Regions from separate parts of the Mus musculus genome. Here region 2 is linked to region 1. Evidence: chromatin loops called from intact Hi-C (ENCODE). Cell type or tissue: gastrocnemius. All regions are shown on one strand. Each heading gives the region's core, and the rest is flanking DNA. Links, peaks and the distances in the headings are about the cores only.

Region 1 (9,130 bases), core at 678-8,677:
TTTTGTTTTGTTTTTAATGTTGAAATGTTCCTGAATATATTTTTCGATGATGTTTAAAAGACAATCTTCTCCCAGAAAGACTTGCTCTCTGAACAAGCACAAAAATGGATATTGAAGGCATCCTTCTCCCTGCACTATTAAAAGGGATGTAGATCACCGAGGCATTCAAATTGAGATGTGGTGATGAGCACTGGGGAAGCCCTGGCTGGGGTATGAGACCTGGATTATCAATGCATTATTAGTCTTCCTCCTGTCCATAGCACATGGCTGACCTGCTGTCTGCATCCCCTTAATAAGGCTAGAAGAGGTGGGGGGATGTTCAACAGAATCCAGGCTAAATTATTGTAGAAATACAGAAGAAATGGACTTTTGGGTTTCTCTGTGCAACCCTGGAACTCACCCTACAGACCAGGCTTGAACTCAAACTCACAGAGATCCATCTGCCTCAGCCTCCCCACTGCTGGGGTTAAAGGCATGCACCACCATTGCCTTTGAGAGTTAAGAGCACGGTTCTAGGTCCACAGTGATCTGAGTTCCACTGCCTGGGGCACACTGCTTAGCCTCCTGAGCCACAGTTTCTCATCAGTGAAATGGGGAAAGTAAAACCAGTGGTCACTTCAGAGGGTGCCTGGGAATTTTCAGTGAAACCATGCAGAAATGAGATCATGCCTGCCACACAGTCAGCACTTAGGACATGCTGGTGGGATTTTTGTTCCTGTTGGCAGTTATAATAAAGAAATGTGGTCCTGCCGAATAAGCCGAATGTAGAACAATTGGAAGGTACAAATGGCAGACGAGTAGGGGTTACCCAGAGATGGTGAAAGTGGAGGAGCAGAAGTTGGGAAAGCAGAAAAAGAGGAGTGTTCCAGGCAGAGGGAAAGCGGGGATGCTCAAAGGATGACAAGAGACTACTGGGCTGGCCCTGGTGACTATACTCTGTCAAGGACAGAGTCTGCTGTCATGGGGGTGAGCAGATTACCTGGCCAGCCAAGCCTAACACGGAACCAGCCAGGTTTTGCCGGGAGATTGTGTTGCTACTGTTCTCAACAATAAGGCGTCAGTGAAGGGATTGGAAAGAAAGAATGACTCTCCTCCTCTCTAGGCACAGTATTTATTCATTCAGTCAGTCATTGGTTGATGATATGTGTATGGGTGTTTTGCCTGTGTGTATGTCAGTGCAGCACATCCATGTAGGGCCCGTGAGGCCACAGAAGGATGTCCATTCACCCTGGGCCTGGAGTTGATTTAGTAACTGTCGGTGTTAGGAATTGTACTCGGATCCTCTGGAAAAGGCCAGCGCCTAACCAGCACAACTGCAAAATGCTCATTCCCAGGCCGTATGTCCCTGCAATTTCCTTTCTTTCCCCCAGGAATAATAAACGAAGGAAATTCTTTTTGTAGAGCTTATTGACTTACATTTTTGTGTATATACACTGTATGTGTATGTGTGTGTTCACATGTGTATGCAGGTGTATCTACATGTGCATGCTCATGTGGAGGCCAGAAGTCAACATTAGGTGTCTTCCCTTATCACTCTCCACTATAATTTTGTTCTGTTTGGTTTCGAGACAGGGTTTCTCTGTGTAGCCCTGGCTGTCCTGGAACTCACTATGTAAACCAGGCTGGCCTCGAACTCAGAAATCCACCTGCCTCTGCCTCCCAAGTGCTGGGATTAAAGGTGTGCGCCACCACTGCCCTGCCACTATAATTTTTGAGACTAGATCTCCCATGGAACCTGGAGCCCGCCATTTCAGTTTGGCCAGCAAGCCCCTGGGATCTGTCTATTACTAACCTACCCAGGACATGCCACTGTGCCTGGGCTTTTCTGTTGGTGCTAGGGATCCAAACACAGACCCACATGCTTGCACACCTTGCCTACTGCGGCCATCCTCATTGCTGGGGTTTTGTTGCTGGGTGCTGCGGTAGCTAGGTTTTTAACTTTTTTTTTTTTTTTTTTGAGACAGGGTTTCTCTGTGTAGCCCTGGCTGACCTGGAACTCACTCTGTAGACCAGGCTGGCCTCGAACTCAGAAATTCGCCTGCCTCTGCCTCCCAAGTGCTAGGATTAAAGTCGTGCGCCACCAGGCCCGGCTGGTTTTTAACTTTTACAATTAATTTATTTACTTTATGTGTATGGGTATTTTGTCTATGTGTATGTATGTATACTATGGGCATACCTGGTGCCCAGGCTGGTCATCAGATCCTTTGAAAATTGGGATTTAGAGTTACAGATGTTTGTGAATCACCTAATGCGTTCTCAGAACCACACCTGTGTCCTCTGAGAGAGTAACAAGTGATCTTAACCACTGAGCCATTTCTCCTTCCTTCTGTTTTTTTTTTTGAGATGGGGGTCTCACACTGTGGTAAGATAAGTTTACCTTTCCCTGTTAGCAATCCCAGTAGCTCCTTGACTTGGATCCCACAATGCTGGTCAAATAGATTAGCCCTGGGTATTTCTTGGTTACAGGTCTTGGTGGGAAACTTTGGCCTAAAAGAGCCCCGACCAAGAGATAATAGTAAAATTGTTTTATATTTAGCTTTGGGACATTATACGTGATTTTTTTGGCACTGCATTTCCTTTCCTAAATACGGTTGGTTTAGGATAATATTAAAATTCCTTTTATGGGAGCCAACAGAAGAGAGTGAGTAAATTAATGCCTTTCCAGTCGAGTGGTTATGAGCTTGTAAGCACAGTATGACTTTCGTTCCGGGCAACACTTACTGTTTGTCTTTCTGGGGCTCCCTTTTCCCTGTGCCAAACACAGCCAGCACACTCCACTGAGCATTTTTATAGCCTACACGAAATCTAAGGCATTTTCATGGACTTAGTCTAGTGTTGTACCAAGAACCCCTGCATAAAGTCAACTTCAGGCTACCCACTGTAACACTTGCCCTCTGTGGACTCTGTTGCCTCCTGAAGCCCACTAGAGACTAACTTCTTGTCTTCTCTGGACTGTGCAAATTCCTCTCAGCAGGTTTAGGCAAGAGCAAGCAGGTGGTGTTGACCTGAGATCACCTGACCAGAGCCTGTTGGGAAACAGTTCTCTATGCCAAGGGCAGGACGGGGCCAGGATGTGTGTACAAGGTGAATGGCTATTACCTGTGACGAAGCAAAAACAGCTCTTACCTCAAAGAGAATTAAGACTTTATGAGGGAACATGGCTTCAGGGTATTGCAAATACAAATGAAATAACCATGTTATGAAGGTTTTATAGTAGCAAAAGAAAAGTCATAATCTTTCAATACATTAGTGGAAACATCAGGCAGGTGTTTCCAGCAAACTGAGGCTAACCTCTGCTGTAGGCCTCATGGTATCAGATGGTATCCTTAGCCTTTGGCTTGGGAAAGCTAGTTGTCTGTCAGTACATTTCCAAAGTTTTCACATGGTAGTCACATGGAGATTAAGTCAGATAGACAATCGGGCAAAGAATGGCTTTGAAGGAGGCTAATGATAGTCCATGACATCTGTATCTGCAACATCCCAACTCCACAACCATGAACTTCTAATCAGTCCACCAGGCCTGTAGAATCTTTAACAGAGGGCGTTTTCCTTCTGAGACATTCATTTCATACCCTTTGCACAGGACAGGGTGAAGGGCAGGGTAAGAAACTCAAACCTCCAGCTCGTGAGATGCTTCAGTGGCTAAGATCACTTGCGATTAAACTTGACAACCTGTTTGATGCCCAGGACCTACAGGATGGAAGAAGAGAGCCAACTCCTAGAACATACAAGTCATGGCACATAAGCACTCACACAGACACACCCTCACCCTCACATAAACACATACAAAATAAAAATAAATAAGTGTAATAAAGGAAAGAAGCCCAAACTTGTGAGTGAAAAGACACCTCTTTTGCCTTAGGCAGCTTTCTTTCATTTCCTTCCTAAGATTTTGGAAAACGAAAAACACTTGAAAATAACTGTCTTGGCTAAAACCCAGCATTCTGGCTCAAGACAGGAAGAGAAACTGTCAATTCAGTCTATACCCTGTCTCCTCCCTTGCCAACACCCCAATACCATAACAATGCTTTTGGGAAGCTGAGGCAGAAGGACTCCCACTTGCTTAAGGTCAGCTTCGACTACATTGTGAGGTTTTTTTTTTTTTTTTTTTTTTTTGGTTTTTCGAGACAAGGTTTCTCTGTATATCCCTGGCTGTCCTGGAACTCACTCTGTAGACCAGGCTGGCCTCGAACTCAGAAATCCGCCTGCCTCTGCCTCCCGAGTGCTGGGATCAAAGGCGTGCGCCACCACGCCCGGCTCTACATTGTGAGTTTTAAACAAGCTGGGGATACAGTAAGTGCTTATTTAGGAATAAAAAGAAAGAAAAGGTAAGTTAAGATAGAAGAAAGGAAGACAGGAAGGAGGGAACGAAATAAACAAAACATCTAGCTTTCTTACATATTTACATAAGCATCTCTCCCTCATTTTCATTTATTTATTTGTGCGTGAAGCTGGGTATTAACATTTCGTCTAGGCTCTGCCCCACAGTTACCTGGCTGTTGCCAGGTATGCCTGACTCACTATAAAAGGGGCTGCTTGCTCCCTCCTCACTATCGTACCCTCCCTTCTCTGCCCCTTCTCTCCCCATTCCTCTCCCTGTCTCTCTCCACGTGTTCATGGCCGGCCTCTACTCCTCTTCCCCCCACCCCCCCTCTGTCTCTACTCCCTTCCCATGCCCTAAATAAACTCTATTCCATACTATACTCGTCATGTGATTGGTCCCTCAGTGGGGGAAGGGATGCCTCAGCATGGGCCCCCGCAGAGGCACCCTCTTCCCCAGCACCATACCGCGCCTCTACCAAACATCCCTGGCTTCCTTTTCTTTTTTTATAAAACACAACACTAGGAATCACTTATTCCTGCACGGGCAACATGTATAACCCTACAGTGCCAAAGTCCCAACGCATAACTGACTTGCAGGTACCAGGTCATCACTCTCCCTCCCAAGCTGGTACCCAACCTCTCACAGGCCATCTGTGTTACCTCCACATTCTGACAGCCCCTCCCTCCTCATTCCCCTTGGAGGCCATCCATGCATAAACAAACATGCAGCATTTTAGACCCGATGAAATCATCCTTACTCACGTTTATATTCAGGGCGACTAGCAGAGTGCAGAACCTATGTGTGCCTTTGAAACAGTCACTTGATTGACTAACCACAAAGGTGACCTAACTGTCTTGGAGAAGTGTCTGCATTCAGGGCTCAGGTTCAGTCAGGATTTCCCAAGACTAAAATTCACAGAATAAAATAAAACCACTCTGTCCTTGCTTAATATAAACAATTCATTCTCTTTCGGGATAGCGCTCAGAGTGCCCAGATGCGCGTGTTCTCTTCCCTACTCTGTACAGAGTATTAAGGCAGAGCTTAGGCCTGGCTCTTCCGTAGTTGATGATTCCCTAAGAGGACGGATGAAGAGACTGGGGTAACTCTCACCCACAGGGACTCCTTCCGCACAGTTGGAAATTAAAGCGCAGGAGTTTAGCCAGTGCTGTTATCTCAGGTTTCCTCAGCCCCTCCCAGGGCTAGCTTTCCCAGACAGCACTGCCTCCCCTTCTCGCTGCCCTCCTCCCCTCCCCCACCTTTCTCACTCCCCACCTCACCCCGCCCCCACACTACTATGGCAAGGCGGAAGGGCTGGCTTTCTGCACTTGATCCCTAGTAAAGAGCCCAAGGAAGAAAGGAGAAGGGAGGAGAGGCAGCTGCCTCTCAGCCTGCCCTATTCTGACTGGCTGATCAGCTCAAGGAGGCAGCAGAGCAGAATGGTATAGAAAAGAGACCAGAGTCGCCCCAGGCAGGAATTCTGACTCTACCGCTTACAAATGGTGTGCTGTAGGGCACGCCGCTTTGTTTCTTTGTGTTTCCATTTCTTTGACTGTAAAGCGTGGAGGACTGACAGCTGGACCCTTTTTAAAGAACCAAGCTAGGAACGCAATGAATGAGTCAAAAGACTGGGAAGCCTTTAAGAGTGCCCGGCATATAGTAAATGCAATATGTGTTGTTTTGTAAAGTGTAATCGTTTTATTAATTCTTTGAGACTCAGCCCCTAACTACTCACAGATTTACCTCCCACCTCGTTCCTACCTTCTTTCTTTCTCTCTCTCTCTCTTTTTTTTTTCAAGACAAGTGTTTCTCTGTGTAACAGCCCTGGCTATCCTGGAACTCGTTTTGTGGACTAGGCGCACCTCGAACTCAGAGAGATCTGATTGCCTCTGCCCCACAAGTGTGCCACTATATCCTATTAATTTTTAATACAATATTTGAATGATCTCAATATATAAAATGCAGTTTGATCACAATCACTCCCACTGCCTAATAATTCCTCCTGGATCCATCCCCACTGCCCCAGCCCCTGCCCACTTTCATGTTTTCCCTTTTTAAAAGGGACAAAAACAAAAAAAATTAAAAAAAAAAACCCACTGAGTTCAATTTGTATTGCCCATATACGAATGTGTGTGGGTTTTTTTTTTTTGTGTTTTTTTGTTTGTTTGTTTGGTTGGTTGGTTCTTGTTGCTTTTTCAGAGGCAGTGTCACATAATCCAGTTTGGCTTCAAACTTACTATAGAGCTGGAGATAACCTTGAACCTCTGATCCTTCCAGTTCCACCTCCCGAGGGTTGGACTGCAAGGCACTATTCCTGCTTTCTCTCTCTCTCTCTCTCTCTCCTCTCAACCATCTGTAATGAGATTTGATGCCCTCTTCTGTGGTTTCTGAAAACAGCTACAGTGTACTTATGTATAATAAATAAATCTTTTTTAAAAACATAATTATAGCCGGGCAGTGGTGGCGCATGCCTTTAATCCCAGCACTTGGGAGGAAGAGGCAGGCAAATTTCTGAGTTCGAGGCCAGCCTGATCTACAGAGTGAGTTCCAGGACAGCCAGGGCTACACAGAGAAACCCTGTCTTGAAAAAACAACAACAACAACAACAAAAAACATAATTATATTTTAAAAAAGACTGGTCCAGACTACATAGTGAGACTCTTGTCTCAAACAAAAAATATTAACGAGACTGGAAGTGATGGTGCATCCCCTTAAACCCAGCGTTTAAGAAGCAGAGATAGGTGGCTCTTTGTGGGTTTCTGGCCAGCCTGGTCTACATAGCAAGTTGCAGGCTAGCTAGGGCTATATCGTGAGATTTTTGTCTCAAAAGATTAATTCATGAAAATCCATTGTTTCAAAAAGGGTTCGGTGGTAAAACATATAAGCATGCATGAGTCCCCAAGGTTCCATTTTTAGCACTAGAAAGCAAAACGAAACAAACAAAATGATAAAATTTGTACTTTGCTACCGTTTTCCTTGGGCTGTTCTTACAGCCTGACTAAGCCCTTGGGGAGCTGAGAAAAACCCTCGGAGAGTTTCTCCAGTGGTGCCTTCAGGGAAGAGTTGTTCTGGCAGCTGAGCTGGGCTAAAAGCTCAGCATCCCCAAAGATGTATGTGCTGCTATGGCAGCAGGCCTGGGGAGACCTGGGAGGAGGGAGAAGCCACAAGACTGCCCAGCAAGACATCAACCCAGCATCCATTAGAACTCTTTCAGCCAGAATGGCACTGTGCAACGGGGACCCCAGAGGTTCCCTGTGCTCTTCAAATGTGGGGCTGCATTGCCACCCTGACCCCTCCTAGGCCTCTTATTTCTGCATCAGCCTTATATAGAGTATGCCTTCCAAGTGGCACAGCCTCAGAAGGGCATCCACAGTCAGCTCCTCTAGGTTAGGTGGCAGAGGGGTGAGTCTTTGAGAGAAACCAGAGACTATCAACTAGGAAGGCTTCAGAGCTTCTAGAGGGGTCCTTGACAGCCTTCCATTTCCCTTAGAGGTGCCCCCCAAACATACTGATGACCCTGATAGCACACAAGCACATTCCTTTGGCTTCAAGCTCAATCAGGGCTGGACCCAGCTGTACAGCAAGCAATTCAAGGGCATCTCACCTCTCACCCAGCTCAGATCTTGCCTACACAGGGTTTATTTTACTGTGGTTCTAGAGAAATGGCGGGGGGTGGGGGGGTGGGGGGTGGGTGGAGAGATAGTCCTAACAATCAGTATACACACGTGGACTCAGCAAACGTTTGTGGAGTGCCTGTTAAGAACAAAGTCCCATACCACATACTGAGGAAGGGGGAAGAGAATACAAGGATGAGTCAACTGTATCAGGGCCCTTTTGGACTTTGTCCTCTGACAGTGAAGTGCTCTCTAGCAATTCCTCTACCCCCCCTCTCTCTATGTGTAAGATGGCACATAAAGTAAAAAGTTGAGTTCAGTTCCCAGATCCCAGAATAAGAAAACTGATTCCTGAAAGTTATCTTCTGGCCTCTACATGCACACAGCGGCACTAGTGTATATGCACTCATGATGTGCATAAATCACACACACACACACACACACACACACACACATACACACACACACACAGAGAGAGAGAGAGAGAGAGAGAGAGAGAGAGAGAGAGAGAGAGAGAGAGACTTTAGGAGATGTCCCTTATACTATTTTAAATCATTCAATGTTGTATAAATTTAAACATACATGTGTATGTATGCACACACATCCATGCGCAACATCCACTGAGCACATACACTAAACTGGGTACTCCTAAGTGCTGTGGATACATACAAGAAAAGAGAGAGAGAGAAAATTTTAGCCCAATGAGAGGCAGAGAACTAGGAAGGCAATTGTGTATAGTACCACAGGGATGGCAAGCGAGGGAGAATGATTAATTGACAGGCGGGGATTGTCCTTAAGAGCCCAGAGCCTCTACCGCTGTAGAACATGGCTGCTGTGTGAGTGAATGGCGCCCCCTAGAGTTTCACACTGCAATTTATGCCCCACTCCCCAGGCTGGAAGATGAGCAAAACCTGGGAGGCACTGGAGAACCAAAGGTGGTCCAAACTGGCTGGAGTAACTACAGATGGAGTGTGGAAGCTGGAAACACATCATTATTTTGTAATGATGAAAGACAGGACTGGACAAGAACTGGTTCATTAGAAGCTAAGTCCAGGAAGGGATCAATGAAAAGCAAGATAGCTGCCCGATTTTAAAGGAATTCCTGCAAATTGCTTACTCTGTGCCAAGGGAGGAATGTAGTGAACAGTAGAGAAATTGTGCACTATTTTTTTAAAAAAAACAGCTTTATTTTTAT
Region 2 (9,130 bases), core at 676-8,675, 56 kb before region 1:
CTGGTCATCCTCTCTCAGCCTCTCTAGTGCTGGGATTATAGACATGAACTACCATGCCTAGCTTCCCCAAATGTTTTTGAATGAAAATAGGAAGTTGGTGAGTCTTTTCAAATATATGTTTATTAAATATAATAATGTCTAAGGATAAACAATACCCTACTTATATTCTGCTTCTTCTTCTTTTTTTTTTTTTTTTTTTTTTGATGAACTACATCCCCAGCTCTATCCCGTCTATTAGATCTCTTTGTGTATTTTTAAATTTTTATGTATAGGGGTATTTTGCCTGCATTCATATCCATGTATAGTATGTGTGCAGTGTCCGTGGGAGCTGGAAAAAGGGTGTCAGAGCCTCTGAAACTGGAGTTACAGATAGTCCTGGGCCACAGCCTACATGCTGAGCATTGAACCTGTATTGTCTGTAAGAGTGGCCAGTGTTCTGAAGCACAAAGCCATTTTTCTAGCCCAGAGCTCATGTTTTGAGAGGCAAATTTAGCCTATGTGTAAACTTAAGATGATTCTGAAAACTTCTGGAGATGTGTGAGAGTGTCAGCTAATGCATTATTTGTTCACCATCTTAGATGTGTATGATGCTAACTGGACCTTATGCCATCTAAGCCAGGTCAGGTAGCACAGTTATCACACAATGTCCTTTCCTAGCTTCCAATACTGGATCAAGTGCTCTATGGGAGTGATTTATTTTTATCTTTATTTTTATTTTCTTTGTAAAAGAGAGCGTGTGTGTGTGTGTGTGTGTGTGTGTGTGTGTGTGTGTGTGTGTGTACATGAGTACCTGGGCCCATGGGGGCTAGAAGATAGTGTCAGACTCCCTAGAGCTGGACTTACCGGTGGTTGTGAGCCACCTGCTCCTCTACAAAAACAGTAGGTGCTCTTAAGAGCCATCTCTTCGGTATCATGGAAATGGCTTTTCTCCCTCCCATGTTTCTTTTCATTTTTCTCCTTTTTTGTGTTTCAAACACACAGTAAAGTTCTTAGAATTATAAATTATAAATAGCCGGGCGTGGTGACGCACGCCTTTAATCCCAGCACTCGGGAGGCAGAGGCAGGCGGATCTCTGAGTTTAAGGCCAGCCTGGTCTACAGAGTGAGTTCCAGGACAGCCAGGGCTACACAGAGAAACCCTGTCTCGAAAAACAAAATAAAAAATAAAAAATAAATAAATTATAAATAACCACACACTCAATAATACATCCATTTATATTCTTACTTTATCACATATCTATACATCTTTCAGAGCCATTCATAAATCCATCCTTTTCTTTGGTGATTTCAATACAAGTTATAAATACCAATATACCCCCAAACCCGTCAACATCTGTATCACAAACCCAAGTTCAGCATCTAGTTAGGGTTTATTTTCTTCTGCGTGACGCAGTGTCTCATGTACTCAAGTAGCCCTGGCTGGCCAAAAACCTTGCTATGTAGGTAAGGATGAACTTGAACTATTACTACTCCTCCTGCTTCTGCCACCCAGATGATGGAATTATTGGTGTGTGTCACCACAACTAGCTCTCCAGATCTGTTTACAATTCTTTTAGGTACCATTTATTTACAGTAAACTGTACAACCTGGAGTGACCAGCTCTTACATCTTGACCTAATGGTGCTGTCACACCAGCCCCCTTTTGCTAGTTACACAGCCCCAGACCCCCTCCTATTGCCCTTGTGTATTCCCCAGAGGCATTTTTTTATTTTGGTCCAGACAGTGGTTCCCCAAGACAGCAACCTCTCACTGTACTTGATTCGCAGGTGCTGTTCCCTTCTCTGCTGGCTCCCTTCTAGTTTACATGAACCTGGAAAAAGTCTGGAATGGACCCCGGGACCGCTTTTCTCACCTGCAGAACTTTGCCAATGTCTGTGTGGCTGCTGCTGTGAGCCAGACCCTCTCCTTTCCCTTTGACACTGTGAAGAGAAAGATGCAGGTGCGGAGCATTGGGGAGGGGTGGGGGAAGGGTGCAGTGGGAGGCAGATTACCTTAAAGCACAGTAACCACAAAGAACATTTTGACTCCACCTCCTCATCCTCCCTTACAGCCCCACCACTGAAGAAAGACATTTTTCTACAGAGCTCAGGATTGCTCATGCAAATACTATGCGAACCACTTCTGCTAACCTCTAGGCTACTAGCTTAAGCCAATGCCTAGACCTCTTTTTTAATGTATCCGTCTTCTAGAAAGCTTCCAGATAAGGCTCCCTTTTCTTTCCTGGCCCCTGGTTACATCACTTAATGGTTCTTCTTCCTACGTCACCAGAAAAGGAGGACACCGCAAAATGTAACCTGTTAACTTGCCTTCTTGATGCCACCACAGGGAAGACATAGTACTCTTTCTTGTCACTGTGCCTTTTCTGACTAAAATAAACCAAGAACCATTCAACAAGAGGCCTAAGAAAGAAACTGCATTTCAAAAGGGTGCAACTGGCCATGCACTGCCCTAACAATTGCTAGGGAAACATGTTCACTATAGAGCACAAAGGCAAAACAGAAAGAAAGAGGCTGCAAATTGAAGAATTAGCTTAGCCTGCATTCTTATCAACAAAACCAATCTGATCAGTCGATGATATAACAAGAGGGCGTTACAGCCACATGTGGGTAATCAGAATCCAAGCAAGATCCACTGTTTTGCCATCTTCCCCTAACCCTGCTCACTCGGTTGCTTGCCTACGTCCTTGGCCTCTCTGATATGACTGACATGTTCCTGAAGCTCTGCAGAAATGAATTTGAGGTCATTTGCATGCCACTTGGAATGAGTAGTCCCACTTGTTGGTTTCTCCACATGACTCTGACTTGTTTCTCTAGTTTCTCAATGCCACTCCTCACTTCCTGTTTCCCTGGTCAGTGCCAAAAAACGTGAAGGGACTTGACTCCCCAATGTTATCTTCAGACAAGATGATACTCCACTCTGCCACTCCGATCCACAAAACATCCCATCTGTCTGGGTTTCTTCTCTTCTGCCCTTGTCCAGATGAACCATTGCCACACTGGTATGACTATAGTGCAAATCACAATGAACATAACTTCTGATTTAAAAAATAATGCACATATTAAAACATGGTTTAAAGGGTTGATTTCACATTATGTATGCTTGGTCACAATAAAACAAAGTAATGTACATGTGGTTGTAGAAATTTGAGGAAATACAGCAAAGTAGGGAAAAAAGGAAAATAGCTTAATTCTTCTAATAGTTACTAGTTTTTTTCTGTGCATGTTCATACACACACACATATACTGGCATTATTTTTTAGAAATTGTGTTTGGACTACAAATAAAAGTTGGTAGCTTACTGTTTTTACTTATCACATAGCAGATTCAGCTCCAGGCCATTAACTGTTTAGTTATCAAGTGCTATTTTGCCCTATGAACATCTTAGAAATAGTTAAAATTTCTCAGTTTCTAAGTAATGGGGCTATTTCTAATTCTTAAGTATAACAACACTGTAATGAAACCTCTTGTGTTTTTCACATTATATTCCTAGAAATTTTCTTGCAGGCCACAAGACCTGAAGGAGTATTGAGGACTAAGCCCAAGGACATGTGTGAGTTAGACTAGGATTCTACTACCACTGAGCTACACCCCCTGCCACTGCATATTTTTCTGTGTGCCAAGATCTCCTTAAACTACCAGGACTGGCCTTGATCTCCCCACATAATCCAGGAAAGGCTTCAAACTGAAGAGCTTCCCGCCTCAGTCTCCAGGGAGCTGGGATTTTCAGCATGAGCTACCGTGCCCAGCTCACGTCCTCTCTGTTGCTCATGTGGTTTTTGTTTGTTTTGACATTTATTTATGTATTTATGTATTTATTTATAGATTGTATTTGTATCAGTGCTCTGTCTGCATATACCCCTGTATGACAGAAGAGGGCATCAGACTCTATTATAGATAGTTTTGAGTCATCTCTCCACCTCCTTGTTTCTTTGTTTTAAAGACACGGTTTCTCTGTGTAGCCCCTGGCTGTCCTAGAACTCACTCTGTAGACCAGGCTGGTCTCAAACTCAGAGATCTTCCTGCTTCTGTCTGCCAAGGGTTGGGATTAAAGGCATACGCCACCATGCTGACTCAATGAAATTTACACGAGGCAGAGGTGGGTGGATTTCCATGATTTTGAGAATAGCCTGGTCTACAGAGTGAGTTCTAGGACAACCAGGGGCTATACAGAGAAACCCTGTCTCAAAAAAAAAAAAACAGAGAGAGAGAGAGAGAGAGAATACCTTCTCTCTCTCTCTCTCTCTCTCTCTCTTGCTCCCAGGGACATCCCCAGCATTTTCTTGCCTCTTTTGAGTCTGTCCTAGCTTAGGTAAAGTTTGGTGAGCTCTGGATCTACCTAAAATCGAACCTTGAGGCCTGGGGGTGGGGCTAGTCATCAGAGAGGGTTTCAGGCTGTTCTGTGATATCTAGATGTGAAGCTGAGAGATTTTGGTCTTCTCCATAAATCTTCAGCTTTACTTTCTTTTTCTGGTTGCTAAAACAATGGCTTTCTCTAGGAGACTCTAGCCAACACTACATTCTGCACTAGAATATCACCTTACCATAGCAATCTGCCACCAACCAGGGTAAGAAACACTGAGAGTGAGAATTTGAGTGCAGTCCTACTCATTTTCCCTTTGTGTGGGAACCTTCTAGCTAATGTATATATACTGTGTCAAGAAGCTGCAGTCAAGGCTGCGTATGGTGTCACTTGCCTGTGATCTCAGTGACAGAGGCAAGAAGGTCACAACTTCAAGGTCACCATCATCTACATAGCCAGTTTGAGATTAGCCTCAAGAAAACAAAAACAGAGAAAACAGCTTTCAAATAAATGCAAAGTCATAGTGGTTGTTTTTAAAAACACAAAATAAATGTACTGTAAAATAGGATTAGCATCTAATTATGACTAACATCATAAATGTCATCTGAAGATATAGTAAGCCAACTAATATGACGCAGCCAAAATTTTATTCTTCATGGGTTAGTAAATATAACAATTTGTCCATAATACATATTTTTAAAATTAACACCCAGGACAGAACCACAGGCCTTCAAATGCAAACATGGCATTACCTTCTCTGTCCACTAGGTGTCACTGCAGTAAACACATAGTCTCTGGCCATGGAAAGCTATGAACCAGCAACTTAGTGAGTTACTAACCTCACAGGCCCAGCTCAGAATCGCTTTCAGTTAGGAAGATAAGGGGGCAGAAGCAACAGGAAACGCCTAAAGTTTTTTTTTTTCCTGTAAAGCACATAATGCAATATTCATCAAGAAGAGAAAGCCATAAGAACCACACACTTCCACTGGATCAGGCAGGTTTCCGCACTTCATTTGTCACAAGGGCACCAAGCTGCTGTGACCTGAACACAGTTAATGGTAACATTTGCATTCCATTGGTTTTCTCCATGGCACTGCCCACCATGAAGCAAATCAACAGCAGGTGTCTGGTGGATAGCCAACTGAACAGGGAGTTTTTCCCAGCACCCACAGTGGCTGACGCCTTTGTCTGAGTGCCTGTCTTCATGGGCTTTTATCCAGACATTCGGACATACAATCTGTCTGTCTAATACCACGGCAGGTTGGAACTCTTCTGAACATTAATGACAATAATCAGAAGTCTTGTTTAGCCACCTGAGCCCTTCCTTCACCAGGCTTACATGCATTTTATCCTGCTTTTCTTTTGCTTGCTTGGCCCTGCTAGAGGATGGAGAGGTAAATAATTTATGCATGCGCATGTTTTGAGAGAATGTTTCTCGGGGAGAAGGGTCAGTTGTATGTGGAATGAAATGCCTCTACCTTGTGTGCTTTCACGGACCCTAATGCCACCCTGCCTGAAATCTCCTTTTCCACGTGTCTGTACATTTTAACTCCAGCTCCTCTGGATACAGCCTGGCCCTTCTATCTGCATCTCCACCTGGCTAAGACCCTGGGCCAGAAGATGCTGGCAGCACTAAGTGTATTAAAGAAACAATAGGCTGGGCATAGTGGCATAACCTTTAGGGAGGCAGAGGCAGGTGGATTTTTGTGAGTTTGAAGGTAACCTTGTCTACATAGCAAGTTCAAAGCCAGTCAGACCTACACAGTGAGCTACTGTCTCAAAGGGGTGGGGAGGGTGAAGAAAAGGAAAGGATTTAATACAAGAAAGTATAAGATGGAAGAAATGTTGACAACAAATATTTTATGTGATTAATCTATAAGCCCTATTAAGAACCAAAGAATTATGGGGGGGGGGGGAACTATAATAGTTCCATAGGCAGGTGTATGTGAAAGAGAAGGAGAGGCAGGCTGGGAACACTTTGCTGGGAGTCTGGGGAACAGCTTCGAACATGGGACCTGGAGTCTGGTAGGCCTTATGAAAGAATCAGGAAGGAGGTCCACGAACCCTCCCTCCACTCTGTTGCTCCTATTAGTTATCTCCATTTCACCAAATACAAACCCATGTGCCGTCCTGTTGATTTATACCCCAGTGGACTTTGCCCCCACCACAACTCACAGGGTAAGCAGGATTAGGCCAAGTCAGCATTTGAACTGAAAGTGCATAAAATGAAGGACAAAGGTGGTATCCAAGTGGCACAGCTCAGTGAGCAGAACACACATGGTCAGTGAATAAACAGAGGCCCCAGCCTGCTCAAATAGCCTCCACTCGGACCGCAATGGATACCACCTTGAGCAAGCTTTGCAGATACACAGTCACTTCATTAACCCACTCGGGGCTTCTAATGCTCCATCCTATGTCTTCACCCCCGCCTCCCTCCTCAGTCCTGAGCTCATGGTTCTCACAGCCTGCTGATTTGGACCGCTGAGTAGCACATCTTCACGATCACTTCCAACCCACTGTCTATCAAAGTTACCCATGTTCCCCTAAAACTGTCTTTCTAGACTTTTCCCTTTCTGGGCCATCAGTGTCCTAGATAGCCAAGCTAAGCATCCAGAAGTTAGGCTTGCCTCTGCCGTCCCTTCATCCAACCAACCCAAAGTTCATTTGCTTCTGCATTCATAAGTCTCCTACATGGGTCCTTTTTTTTTTTTTTATTGCCCTGACTCCCAGTCAAAGTCCTTATCAGCTCATAGTGCAGCACATACTGTTCTCTATGAGTGATTCTAAACGTGACTATTAGTACTGAGTGGGAAGATATAGTAGGCACCGGGCCAAGTGGATGTTCATTATGTCATCCAATCCTTACAACAATTCACAAAGTAAGCACTGTTGTTACTATATCTGCGTGTGAGTGCCTGTGTGTGTGTGTGTGTGTGTGTGTGTGTGTGTGTGTGTGTGTGTCACAGTGCACATACAGAAAGAAGTCAGACAACTTACGGGAGTCAGAGATCTCTGTCCGCCACGCAGGGCAGGTTCTGGAGCTTAAACTCAGATCGTCAAGTCTTGGCAGCAAGCACTTTTACCTGTTGAGCCATCTTGCCTATTGAGATGAGAAAACTGAGGCACTGTAGATTACAAGCCCATCTTTGAGCAACGGAACTGGGACAAAGGCCATGCATGCAGGTTTGCCTCCCGGATCAGAGCTCACTTCAGTCCATGGGTTTCTTGCAGAACAAATGTTCTTTTGCCCTGTCACTGTGGCTCCTCTATCACCTTTAGAGAATAAAGGCCGGCCCATTAGCTTGGCATGTTTCCCTCACCGACTTCACTGTGCGTGCTGTATAGAAGCCCTTTGTATAGGGAGTTGCAGAATCAAATGTCTGTAAGAATTCAGAAACAGCATGGACAGGAGAGCTAGGGAGACCCAGATAACGGGCACTCAGCCCCAAACAATAAGCCTTTAAATGCATTCTAAGCCATCGTGCCTTTTGAAAGCATTCTGGAGAACTAAACTCTCTGCTCACAGAATGTGATTAGCATTTAAATATGCGTAGCAGAAAAGAGTGAAGTGAGCTGGTGGAGGCTGCAGCTAAACTGCAAGAGTCTCCTCTCAGAAGGATGGTTGCCATTTAGAAATGCAAGCCCAGTTTTCAAGGGAGCCCCTAAATTTACATCCAGATTGTGATGTGAAATCTTTCTTTCTTTTTTTTTTTTTTTAAGGCTGCAAATAAAAAGTACTGTCTGGGCAAAGCACAACATGCCTTCTTTTGGCCTCTGTTCAATTGAAGCATCCAGTTGCAATAGTGAAGAAGTTCCCCTCCCCCAAGCCCTGAAGACCAAACGTATTTTATATTCTGGTCAACAGGCCTTTGTTCCTGCAGCTACCTCTCTCTGCCTAAGCATCACTTCTGTCTCTGTAAAGGTTCAACTGAACTTACGTTGGTAGTAGTATCTGTTGCTTTTGTTTGCTGGCTTTTCCCACCCATAAGGCACACATTTTCAGATAATGCATAAAGGCAGCTATTTAAGCCTTTGAGAACCACAATGCAGGCACTCTAGCCCACTGGAGAGGGAGTCCTGGGGAAGAAGAAACTAAATTAACTATAGGGTACCTTCTCTGAAAAGGTGGATGCTGTTTTTCACTGACTCCCTCTTCTACTCCCATGTCTATGGGCACAGTCGTTGTATTCCCAAAAGTTGTGGGTGAGTAACTCCTTTTAAAGGGTGCTGTTAGCCTCACCGTGGGTCCTCTCACTTTGACAATTTTCTTCCATAGCATTTTTTCCTCTTTTACCCTTTTTTATCTCAACATCATTGCTCTGCTGTCCCTTCCCTGCCAAAACTACCTCCTGGTAGCAGCTATCTTATTTTCCCAAGCAGAAATAGTCTCCTCAATGCCAGTGTCTTCGTTTGCTTAGTTTTGAGCATCCCTACTCTGGAACTCTGAAAACCAAAATACTCTAAAGTCAGAAACTTGGAGCATCCACATGATGGAAGATTCCACAACTGATCTCAAGTAAAGGACTGCAAACAAATACAGACACGCTGGAAAGACTGTCGATGGGGTGGGGGAGATGGTTATTACATACGCACAAGGGCTTCAGTTTGAATTCCTCAAACCTGTATAAAGCTAGGCATGACAGTAGTGTACTCTAAAATTCTAGCACTCCTCTTTTGAGATAGGGGACAGAATTAAAGGAATCCACAGAAACTCGTGGCCCAGATGGCCTCACCTGCACAGCAGTAAACAGAGATGCTATGTATCTAATAAGACAGAACTGAGGACCACATCTGAGATGTCCTCTAACCTCCACACATAAGACCCAGCACAC

What was found. Peaks named below come from ENCODE experiments on the same cell type or tissue, not always from the same donor. Only the 100,000 strongest peaks of a DNase experiment are listed, where the experiment ranks them.
Region 2: a loop joins it to region 1, with 5 times the contacts of the local background. A loop is called at or near these places in 16 of 42 quality-filtered maps.

What each region holds. Positions count from the first base shown.
Region 1 is chrX:36,811,641-36,820,770 of GRCm38, forward strand. It overlaps Mdrl (mitochondrial dynamic related lncRNA), which reads right to left and starts at 5,560. Exons shown (of 2, transcript NR_131979.1): 1 at 5,086-5,560; 2 at 3,128-3,690. In gastrocnemius, for the core only: no CTCF peak of the experiment used is centred there; a DNase peak (open chromatin) is centred at 5,628; H3K4me3 peaks cover 829 bases; H3K27ac peaks cover 761 bases.
Region 2 is chrX:36,756,003-36,765,132 of GRCm38, forward strand. Slc25a43 (solute carrier family 25, member 43) reads left to right here. Exons shown (of 5, transcript NM_001085497.2): 3 at 1,766-1,938. Among named protein-coding and RNA genes, the nearest start is that of Gm23613, 16 kb to the right of the region's middle. In gastrocnemius, for the core only: a CTCF peak has its summit at 5,055 (motif pointing right); DNase peaks (open chromatin) are centred at 5,085 and 5,429.